Regions from separate parts of the Homo sapiens genome. Here region 2 is linked to region 1. Evidence: read pairs that join two places in POLR2A ChIA-PET (ENCODE). Cell type or tissue: Panc1. All regions are shown on one strand. Each heading gives the region's core, and the rest is flanking DNA. Links, peaks and the distances in the headings are about the cores only. Region 1 overlaps CCDC62 (coiled-coil domain containing 62). Region 2 has its middle 19 kb from the start of MIR9902-1.

The links. ChIA-PET counts read pairs that join two places held together with the same protein. Peaks named below come from ENCODE experiments on the same cell type or tissue, not always from the same donor. Only the 100,000 strongest peaks of a DNase experiment are listed, where the experiment ranks them.
Region 2: POLR2A ChIA-PET joins it to region 1 with 8 read pairs; 2 of 35 experiments call an interaction of 5 or more read pairs at or near these places.

Annotation. Positions count from the first base shown.
Region 1 is chr12:122,823,782-122,826,281 of GRCh38, reverse strand. All of the region lies in intron 12 of CCDC62 (coiled-coil domain containing 62), which reads right to left. Among named protein-coding and RNA genes, the nearest start is that of HIP1R, 10 kb to the left of the region's middle. In Panc1, for the core only: no CTCF peak of the experiment used is centred there; no DNase peak of the experiment used is centred there; H3K4me3 peaks cover 543 bases.
Region 2 is chr12:122,673,009-122,681,122 of GRCh38, reverse strand. No RefSeq gene overlaps it. Among named protein-coding and RNA genes, the nearest start is that of MIR9902-1, 19 kb to the left of the region's middle. In Panc1, for the core only: no CTCF peak of the experiment used is centred there; a DNase peak (open chromatin) is centred at 1,862.

The DNA of each region.
Region 1 (2,500 bases), core at 1-2,500:
ATATGAAAACTCAGCGGAGAGAGGGAGGGGAGAGGAGGAGGGATGGGGGCGGGGACGGCGCTGCTCAGGCTCTCTGCTTCCCCAGTGTCTTTGAAATGCTGATATGCTTACCTTGAAAAGATCCGAAATGCCTGTACGCTTTAGCTTATCAAACTGGGTTCTGAGGAAACCGCATATGAAATGCAGGTTTGATAGAAGTAAACACAAATCCAGAAAGTGCTTACTGGGTCAATACACGTTTTTATGAAGATTTTACTCGATGTAAAACTTTTTTTTTTTTTTTTTTTTGAGACGGAGTTTCGTTCTTGTCGCCCAGGCTGGAGTGCAGTGGCCAAATCTCCACTCATTGCAACCACCGCCTCCCGGGTTCAAGCCATTCTCCTGCATCAGCCTCCCCAGTAGCTGGGATTACAGGCATGCGCCTCCATGCCCGGCTAATTTTTTTTTTTGGTATTTTTAGTAGAGACGGGGTTTCGCCATGTTGGCCAGGATGGTCTCAAACTCCTGACCTCAGGCGATCCGCCCACCTCGGCCTCCCAAAGTGCTGAGATTACAGGTGTGAGCCACCGCGCCCAGCTACCCCATGTAAAACTTTTATAAAACTTTACTCCACATAAAGACTTCTTGGCTAGGCGTGGGGGGCCACGCCTTTAATCCCAGCACTTTGGGAGGCCGAGGCGGGCGGATCACTTAAGCTCAGGAGTTCGAGACCAGCCTGGCCAACGTGGCGAAACCCCGTCTCTACTAAAAATACAAAAAAAAAAAAAATTAGCCGGGCATGGTGGCACATGCCTGTAATCCCAGCTACTTGGGAGGCTGAAGCAGGAGAATCGCTTGAACCCGGGAGGCGGAGGTTGCAGTGAGCTGAGATCGCACCACTGCACTCCAGACTGGGAGACAAGAGCAAAACTCTGTCTCAAAAAAAAAAAAAAAAAAAAATTAGCCAGGTGTGGTGATGCGCACCTGTAATCCCAGCTGCTTGGGAGACTGAGGCAGGAGAATCGCTTGAACCTGGGAGGTGGAGGTTGCAGTGAGCTGAGATTGCACCACTGCACTCCAGCCTGGGCGACAGAGCAAGACTCCAACTCAAAAACAAACAAACAAAAAACTTCTTTCTGGACAGACAGATGAAATGCTAAAACATTAATTTTGATTTTTTTTCAGCTATAATTTTTTTTCTTTTCTTTTTTTTTTTGAGACTGAGTTTCACTCTTGTTGCCCAGGCTGGTGTGCAATGGCACGATCTCGGCTCACTGCAACCTCCGCCTCCTGGGTTCAAGCGATTCTCTTGCCTCAGCCTCCTGAGTAGCTGGGATTACAGGCATGCACCACCAAACCCAGCTAATTTTTTGTATTTTTAGTAGAGACAGGGTTTCACCATGTTGGCCAGGCTGGTCTCAAACTCCCGACCTCAGGTGATCTGCCTGCCTCGGCCTCCCAAAGTGCTGGGATTATAGGCATGAGCCACCATGCCTGGCCCATATACCACATTTTCTTTATCCATTAGTTGATTGATGGGCATCTGCGCTGGTTCCGTATTTTTGCAATTGCGAATTGTGCTGCTATAAACATGTGTGTACAAGTGTCTTTTTCATATACTTTTCCTCCACGTAGATACCCAGTAGTGGGATTATTGGATCAAATCGGAGTTCTACTTTTAGTTCTTTATGGATAACCTCCACACTGTTTTCCATAGGGGTTGTACTAGTTTACATTCCCACCAGCAGTGTAAAAGTGTTCCCTTTTTACCACATCCATGCCAACATCTATTATTTCTTGATTTTTAAATTATGGCCATTCTTGCATGAGTAAGGTGGTACTGCATTGTGGTTTTTCTGTTTGTTTGGTTTTTTGTTTGTTTGTTTAGAGACAGAGTCTCATTATTGTCGCCCGGCTGGAGTGCAATGGTGCAATCTTGGCTAATTGCAACCTCCGCCTCCCAGGTTCCAGAAATTCTCCTACCTCAGCCTCCCGAGTAGCTGGGATTACAGGTGCCCGCCACCATGCTTGGCTAATTTTTGTATTTTTAGTAGAAACGCGGTTTCACCATGTTGGCCAGGCTTGTCTCAAACTCCTGGCCTCAAGTGATCCACCCGCCTTGGCCTCCCAAAGTGCTATGATTATGGGCATGAGCCACTGCGCCCGGCCCGCATTGTGGTTTTGATTTGCATTCCCCTGATAATTAGTGATGTTGAACATCTTTTCATATTAGATTCTGATTTTTAAAGCTGTGTCTATGTATTCACTTCCCTAGATTTAAAATTCTAGGTATTGAGAATAATAACTTTTTTTTTTTGAGACGGAGTCTTGCTCTGTTGCCCAGGCTAGAGTGCAGTGGTGCCATCTTGGCTCACTGCAACTTCTGCCTCCTGGGTTCAAGTGATTCTCCTGCCTCAGCCTCCCAAGTAGCTGGGATTACAGGCGCCCACTACCGCGCCTGGCTAATTTTTGTATTTTTAGTAGTGACAGACCAGGCTGGTCTCGAACTCCTGACCTCGTG
Region 2 (8,114 bases), core at 581-3,080, 150 kb after region 1:
TGACTAATTTTTGTAATTTTGTTGAGACAGCCTCCTGAGTAGCTGGGATTACAGGCACACGCCACCATGCCCAACTAATTTTTGTAATTTTGTTGAGACAGGGTCTCGCTATGTTGCCCAGTCTGGTCTCAAACTCCTAGGCTTAAGCAATCTTCCCACCTCAGCCTCCCAAAGTGCTGGGATTACCGGTGTGAGCCACTGTGCCCAGCCAAATTCACTCTTTTAAAGTATACTATTCACTCATTTTTATTATATCCACAAGCTTGTACAATCACCACGACTATCTAATTTCAGAACTTTTTCATCACCCCAAAAAGAAACGCTGTGCCCACTGGCAATCATTCATTCCCCATTCATCCCTTCCCCGCCCCCAGCAAACACCAGTAGATCTATCTCTGGAATCATGATTTATTTTTTTAAATGAAGAAATGCCACAAAAGGATTAGAAAAATTATGGAAGTGGGGCCAGGTGTGGTGGCTCACGCCTGTAATCCCAGCACTTTGGGAGGCCGAGGCAGGCGGATCACAAGGTCAGGAGATCGAGACCATCCTGGCTAACACAGTGAAACCCCGTCTCTACTAAAAATACAAAAAATTAGCCGGGTGTGGTGGCAGATGCCTGTAGTCCCAGCTACTCGGGAGGCTGAAGCAGGAGAATGGCGTGAACCCGGGAGGTGGAGCTTGCAGTGAGCCGAGATTGGTGCCACTGCACTCCAGCCTGGGCGACAGAGCGAGACTCTGTCTCAAAAAAAAAAAAAAAAAAAAAAAAAAATACAGAAGGGGAATTTAGAGGGGAGGGAAAAAAGCCTGAAACAAGACTTCCTTCCCCAACTGGTTTTAGCCTGCTTGTTCTTCCAGAGTTGGTTCCCACAGTGTAAATGCAGCCTTGGTTTCTGTTGGGGCCTGGCAAGAAAATTCACATGGGGCTTTGTCTCCTATGTGCTAGGCAGGAGACCATGAAACATCACTTAGCCTAGATATGAAGGCCAATTTGGTAGTTTCAAATATATCAATAATTTCTTTGAAACTCCTCTCTTCAAAAGACAGAGTCTGATTTCCTTCCCCCTTGAATGCAGGCCAGACTTAGTGACTTTCTTTTAATGAGTAGAATGTGGTGGAAGTGATGTTATGTGCCTTTAAAAGCTGGGCATAAAAGGGGTAGGGGACCAGACACTGGGGCTCACGCCTGGAATCCCAGCACTTTGGGAGGCCAAGGTGGGAGGATCACTTGAGCCCAGAAGTTCAAGACCAGCCTGGCCCACACAGGGAGACCCTGCCTCTATGAAAAGTAAAAATTAAAAAATTAGCCGGGCGTGGTGGTGAGTGCCTGTGGTCCCAGCTACTCAGGAGGCTGAGGTGGGAGGATCGCTTGAGCCCAGGAGTTCAAGGCTACAGTGAGTCATGATCATACCATTGTACTCCAGCCTGGGTGACAGAGTGAGACCCTGTTTCAAAAAAAAAGATACTGGCTTCTCTGTCTCTCTCTCTCTGTTTTGGCCCGCCATGCTGGGCGGAAGCCCAGATCTCATGGGGAGACCCCGTGGGGCTGCTCTGGTTGAGACTTTGAACTAGGCCCTCAGCTGAGAGCAGTGGGCAAGCTTCACAGACGTGTGGCCTGGTATCAGGCACAGAGCCGTGTGCTAAGAAGAGCCCCTGGCCCTTTTAAATACTCTGCCATCACCATTTTGAAATTCTTCATAATCTGTAAACAGCTTTATTGAGATATAACGCATATGTTATAAAATTCACCCATTGCAAGTGAACCATTCAATGGTTTGCAGCATATTCACAGAATTGTGCAAACATCACTACATTCCATTTCCATTACTAATCACTCTCCATCTCTACCCCCAATACATTCTTTATCGTTTCTCAACCAGAACCCTGTGTTTCACTGTTCACTGAAAACCACAAATTATGAAGCCATCCTGACAGCTGACCTGTACATGACTGTGCCTTCAGATGGTCCCAGCCCCAGCCTTTGGGACTCCAGCTGAGGTCCCAGATATGTATAGCAGAGACCTGAATTCCTGACTCCTAGAAACCATCAGAGATGGCTTAGGCTATTACATCTTGAGCTAATTTGTTATGTACCAATAGATAAGTAAAGCAAGCAAAAAACCATGGGGCCGGGTGCAGTGGCTCATACCTGTAATCCCAGCTCTTTCAGAGGCCAAGTCAAGAAGATCCCTTGAGCCCAGAAGTTCTAATCTAGACTAGCCTGGGCAACACAGGGAGATCTCATCTCTACAAAGAAACAAAAATAAAATTAGCCAGGCACGGTGGCACACGGCTGTAGTCCCAGCTACTTGGGAGGCTGAGGCAGGAGGATTGCTTGAGCTCAGGATTTTGAGGCTGCAGTGAGCTGTGATCACACCAATTCAGCCTGGTGACAGAGTGAGACCTCGACTCTAAAAAAAAGAAAAAGAAAAGGCACACCAGGCTGAGCACGGTGGCTCACGCCTGTAATCCCAACACTTTGGGGGGCCAAGGTGGGCAGCTCACTGGAGGCCAGGAGTTTTGAGACCAGCCTGGACCACATAGCGAAATCCTGCCTCTACTAAAAATACAAAAAAAAAAAAAAAAATTAGCTGTGCATGGTGGCATGAGCCTGTAATCCCAGCTACCCTGGAGGCTGAGGCATGAGAATTGCTTGAGCCTGGGAGGGGAGGTTGCAGAGAGCGGAGATTGTGCCACTGCACTCCAGCCTGGGCAACACAGCAAGACTCTGAAAATAAAAAAAGAAAAGGAAGGAAGGAAGGAAGGAAGGGAGGGAGGGAGGGAGGGAGGGATCAAGGGAGGAAGGAAGGGAAAGGCACACCAGATATCAAGACTAGCCACCCAGAAATATTTTACTCCCATTAATCAAAACCTTGCAGAAGCGATAAACAGTGAGTTTTACCATTCACCCAATGATACTGCACAGAGAGAGAGGCTGGGACCCTAACTGGTAAGAAATTCTTACCTTTTTGCCAGCTGATCTGGTTCCTGGGTTCCCTTTTCTGTGGCTTCCGGAAGAGCAGAGCAGCTTTGGTGACCCTGCTCGCCACACCAAAATGTAGGTCCTCTGAAAAGTCAACTCACAAAAGGCAAATTAATAGGAAAAAAGGCATATAAATTTATTTAGCGTATAGATAGAGAAGCCTTTTGAACAAAGACCAAAAGACACAGGGGAAATTGTCTATTTTTATGCTTACATTTAACAAACTATGGACAGCTGTGTAGAAATATAACTGGACAAAAAGAGTATGACCTAGGTCGGGCGTGGTGGCTCACGCCTGTAATCCCAGCACTTTGGGAGGCAGAGGTGGGCGGATCACCTGAGGTCAGGAGTTCGAGACCAGCCTGGCCAACATGGTGAAACTCTGTGTCTAACAAAAATACAAAAATTAGCCGGTCATGGTGGTGCACACCTGTAATCCCAGCTACTCAGGAGGCTGAGGCAGCAGAATCTCTTGAACCCGGGAGGTGGAGGTTGCAGTGAGCAGAGGTTACGCCACTGCACTCCAGACTGGGCAACAGAGCAAGACTCCGTCTAAAAAAAAAATCACCTAACGTGGCTGGACTCAGTAGCAATCAGTGTAAAGAGATGGCAAGGCCTGTCCACCTGGATTCTTCTTGGCCTCTCTGAACAGCATTCCTTCCTTCAGGGTATGGGGCAGGACCTGCTGTGGAATGGGGGTCTTATGAGCTACAGTGAAACAAGGTGGGCCATTTTTCAATGGCCAGTTTTGATACAGAAAGATGGAGGGGAAATTAGAATCATATTTTTAGGTTTTATGGCTGGCGTTGGGAAAGAGGAATTCTAGTTTCTACGGCTGGCCTCGGGGGAAAAGCGGGACTTCCAGGCAGGAGGACACGGGAGAGTCAGGGAAAAGCTTTTGCTTCTGAGGCTGCAGATCAAGGCTTCATTTTGAGGTACTGTTTTCTGAGCCCCAGGGGAATTCTACCAGCTTCTACTGAGAGGTGACAGCGTGCTGGCAGTCCTCACAGCCCTTGCTCGCTCTCGGCGCCTCCTCTGCCTGGGCTCCCTCTTTGGCCGCACTTGAGGAGCCCTTCAGCCCGCCGCTGCACTGTGGGAGCCCCTTTCTGGGCTGGCCAAGGCCGGAGCCCGCTCCCTCAGCTTGCGGGGAGGTGTGGAGGGAGGGGCGCGGGCGGGAACCGGGGCTGCGCGCGGTGCTTGCGGGCCAGCGCGAGTTCCAGGTGGGCGTGGGCTCAGCGGGCCCCCGCACTCGGAGCGGCCGGTCGGCCGCTCAGGCCCCGGGCAGTGAGGGCCTTAGCACCTGGGCCAGCAGCTGCTGTGCTCAATTTCTCGCCGGGCCTTAGCTGCCTTCCTGCGGGGCAGGGCTGGGGACCTGCAGCCCGTCATGCCTGAGCCTCCCCCAACCCCCTCCGTGGGCTCCTGCGTGGCCCGAGCCTCCCTGAGGAGCACGGCCCCCTGCTCCATGGCGCCCAGTCCCACTGACCACCCAAGGGCTGAGGAGTGCAGGCGCACAGCACGGACTGGCAGGCAGCTCCACCTGCGGCTCCAGGGCAGGATCCACTGGGTGAAGCCAGCTGGGCTCCTGAGTCTGGTGGGGACTTGGAGAACCTTTATGTCTAGCTAAGGGATTGTAAATACACCAATCGGCACTCTGTATCTAGCTCAAGGTTTGTAAACACACCAGTCAGCACCCTGTGTCTAGCTCATGGTTTGTGAATGCACCAATGGACACTCTCTATCTAGCTACTCTGGGCGGGGACTTGGAGAACCTTTGTGTGGACACTCCGTATCTAGCTACTCTGGTGGGGATGTGGAGAACCTTTGTGTCTAGCTCAGGGATTGTAAACGCACCAATCAGCACCCTGTCAAAACAGACCACTCGGCTCTCTGTAAAATGGACCAATCAGTAGGATGTGGGTGGGGCCAGATAAGAGAATAAAAGCAGGCTGCCAGCGGCAGCAAAGGCAACCCGCTAGGGTCCTCTTCCACCTTGTGGAAGCTTTGTTCTTTTGCTCTTTGCAATAAATGTTGCTACTGCTCACTCTTTGGGTCCACACTGCCTATATAAGCTGTAACACTCACCACGAAGGTCTGCAGTTTCACTCCTGAAGCCAGAGAGACCACGAGCCCACCGGGAGGAACGAACAACTCCAGACATGCACCTTAAGAGCTGTAACACCACGAAGGTCTGCTGCTTCACTCCTGAGCCAGCGAGACCACGAACCCACCAGAAGGAAGAAACTCCAAAGACATCCGAACATCAGAAGGAACAAACTCCGCACACGCTGCCTTTAAGAACTGTAACACTCACCGCGAGGGTCCGCGGCTTCATTCTTGAAGTCAGTAAGACCAAGAACCCACCAATTCCGGACACACTATGTCCCAAGCCCATGGCAGCAGAGGCTGTTCCACCTACTTCTACCTGGGGATTTACCCATGTAGGAAAGCATCAACAACCGGATTTGACTGACCGAGTGACTGACCAAGAGGATTAACGACCCACTGAAGGGGCCCCAGCACCCAGACACAGGAGCCCACAGAGAAATGAGAACCCACAGTGCTGAAGCAGACAGGGGCATCTCTGAATTAAAAACAGTAATAAACAAGAGACCTTCAGGAAATCCAAATACAGCATAGGAATGACCTTTCATGCTGGGCACAGTGGCTCATGCCTGTAATCCCAACACTTTGGGAGGCCGAGGCGGGCAGATCACCTGAGGTCAAGACCAGCCTGGCCAACATGGTGACACCCAGTCTCTACTAAAAATACAAAAATTAGCTGGGCATGGTGGCGCATGCCTGTAATCCCAGCTACCTGGGAGGCTGAGGCAAGAGAATAGCTTGAACCCGGGAGGCGGAGGTTGCAGCAAGCCGAGATTGCACCATTGCACTCCAGCCTGGGCTGTAAGAGTGAAACTCCGTCTCAAAAAAAAAAAGAAAAGAAAAAAAAGAAAGAAATGACCTTTTAGAGCTAAAATACATGATTATTTTAGCTCTAAGAAATTCCATTAAGAATTAAAAGCCAGTAGGGCCTCAACTGAGACTCAAATTAGTCTGGGAGATAAAGTACAAGAAAGATCTCAAAACAGAGCAACATTACAAAGAGATGGAGATCTTGTGAGAAAATATAAGAGTGGGAGGATAGGCCGGGCGCAGTGGCTCACACTTGTAATCCCAGCACTTTGGGAGGCCGAGGCGGGCGGATCACGAGGTCAGGAGTTTGAGACCACGGTGAAACCCCGTCTCTACTAAAAAATACAAAACATTAGCCGGGCGTGGTGGCGGGTGCCTGTAGTCCCAGCTACTTGGAGAGGCTGAGGCAGGAGAATGGCGTGAACCCGGGAGGCAGAGCTTGCAGTGAGCTGAGATCGAGCCACTGCACTCCAGCCTGGGTGACAGAACAAGACTCCGTCTCAAAAAAAAAGAAGGGTGGGAGGATATCCTTCCTCCCGAAGAACTAATATGTACATAATAGGAGTTCTAAAATGAGAAGATGCAACAGATAAATCATAGAAGTAAAGTTCCTCAAAACTAATAAAGACCTGAGACTGCAGATTAAAAGAGCTCACTGAGTTCCTGGCTGCACTGAGAAGACTCTTCTGGAGGCCTATTCTGGTAAAAATTCAGAAAGATTAAAAAAAAAAACAACAGTTTACAAGTGTCAAGCAGAGAAAGAAGATACGAAAGAAAAATCTCAGACTAGAATCAGACTTCATCTGCATTACTGAAAGATGAGAGTAATCTACACTTCTTATCTACAGAGAAGGGAGAGAAAGGACAGCAATCCAAGAATCCTCTATTCTGTTCTCAAAACATTTTTTTTGGCCAGGCGCAATGGCTCACGCCTGTAACCCCAGCACTTTGGGAGGCCGAGGCAGATGGATCACTTGAAATCAGGAATTCGAGACCAGCCTGGCCAACATGGTGAAATGCCGTCTCTACTAAAAATACGAAAATTAGCTGGGAGTGGTGGCAGGTGCCTGTAATCTCAGCTGTTCAGGAGACCGAGGCAGGAGAATCACTTGAACCCGGGAGGTGGAGGTCGCAGTGAGCCGAGATTGCACCACTGCACTCCAGCCTGGGCAATAGAACCAGACTCCATCTCAAAAAAAAAGAAAAAAAATTTTTTTTTCATCAATTGAAGCAACAGGTAGATTTTCAAAGATACTCAAGAAATCAGGCAGGCGTAGTGGCTCTCGTCTGTAATCCCAACACCCTGGGAGGCTGAGGTGGGAGGGATCACTTGAGTGCAGGAGTTTGAGACCAGCCTGGACAACATGGTGAGACCCTGTCTCTACAAAAAATACCAAAAAATTTGCCAGGCGTGGTAGTATGTGCCTGTAGTCCCAGCTACTTGGGGGCTGAAGTGAGAGGATTGCTTGAGTCCAGGAGGTCGAGGCTGCAGTGAGCCATGATTGCGCCATTACACTCCTGCCTGGGCAACAGAGCAAGACCCTGGTCTCAAAAAAAAGAAAATTCAGAGACAACCCTGGCGCACCCTCCATCTGATGGCACTACTTGGAAAAGACCTGATCAAGCTGCAAATAGCCCTGAAAAGAAGACTTAACAAAGGGAAAAAGAAAGAGAGCGAAAACCATGTTCAAAACATAGGCAGGGCTGGGCGCGGTGGCTCACACCCGTAATCCCAGCACTTTGGGAGGCTGAGGCAGGCAAATCACTTGAGGTCAGGAGTTTGAGACCAGCCTGGCCAACATGGCGAAACCTGTCTCTACCAAAAATACAAAAATTAGTTGGGTGTGGTGGTGCACACGTGTAATCCCAGCTACTTGGGAGGCTGAGGCAGGAGAATTTCTTGAACCTGGGAGGCAGAGATTGCAATGAGCCAAGATCATGCCACTGCACTCCAGCCTGGGTGACAGAGTGAGACTCCATCTCAAAAAAAAAAAAAAAAAAAAAAAAGAACATAGGCAGATGACATTTTAACTCAAAATGGAACAGGATAGACTGGGGATTTGTGTAATAGAGAAGGACCCTTAGAAAAGAGGATTATTGAAACCAAACGGATATCCCATAAGGGAAATTATAAGAAATGCTAGATTATCTCAGCCAAACCTCAGAAAGTGGGGTGGGGAATAGATGTGTTTCATGAGTCTCTCAGGGAACAGGGGGC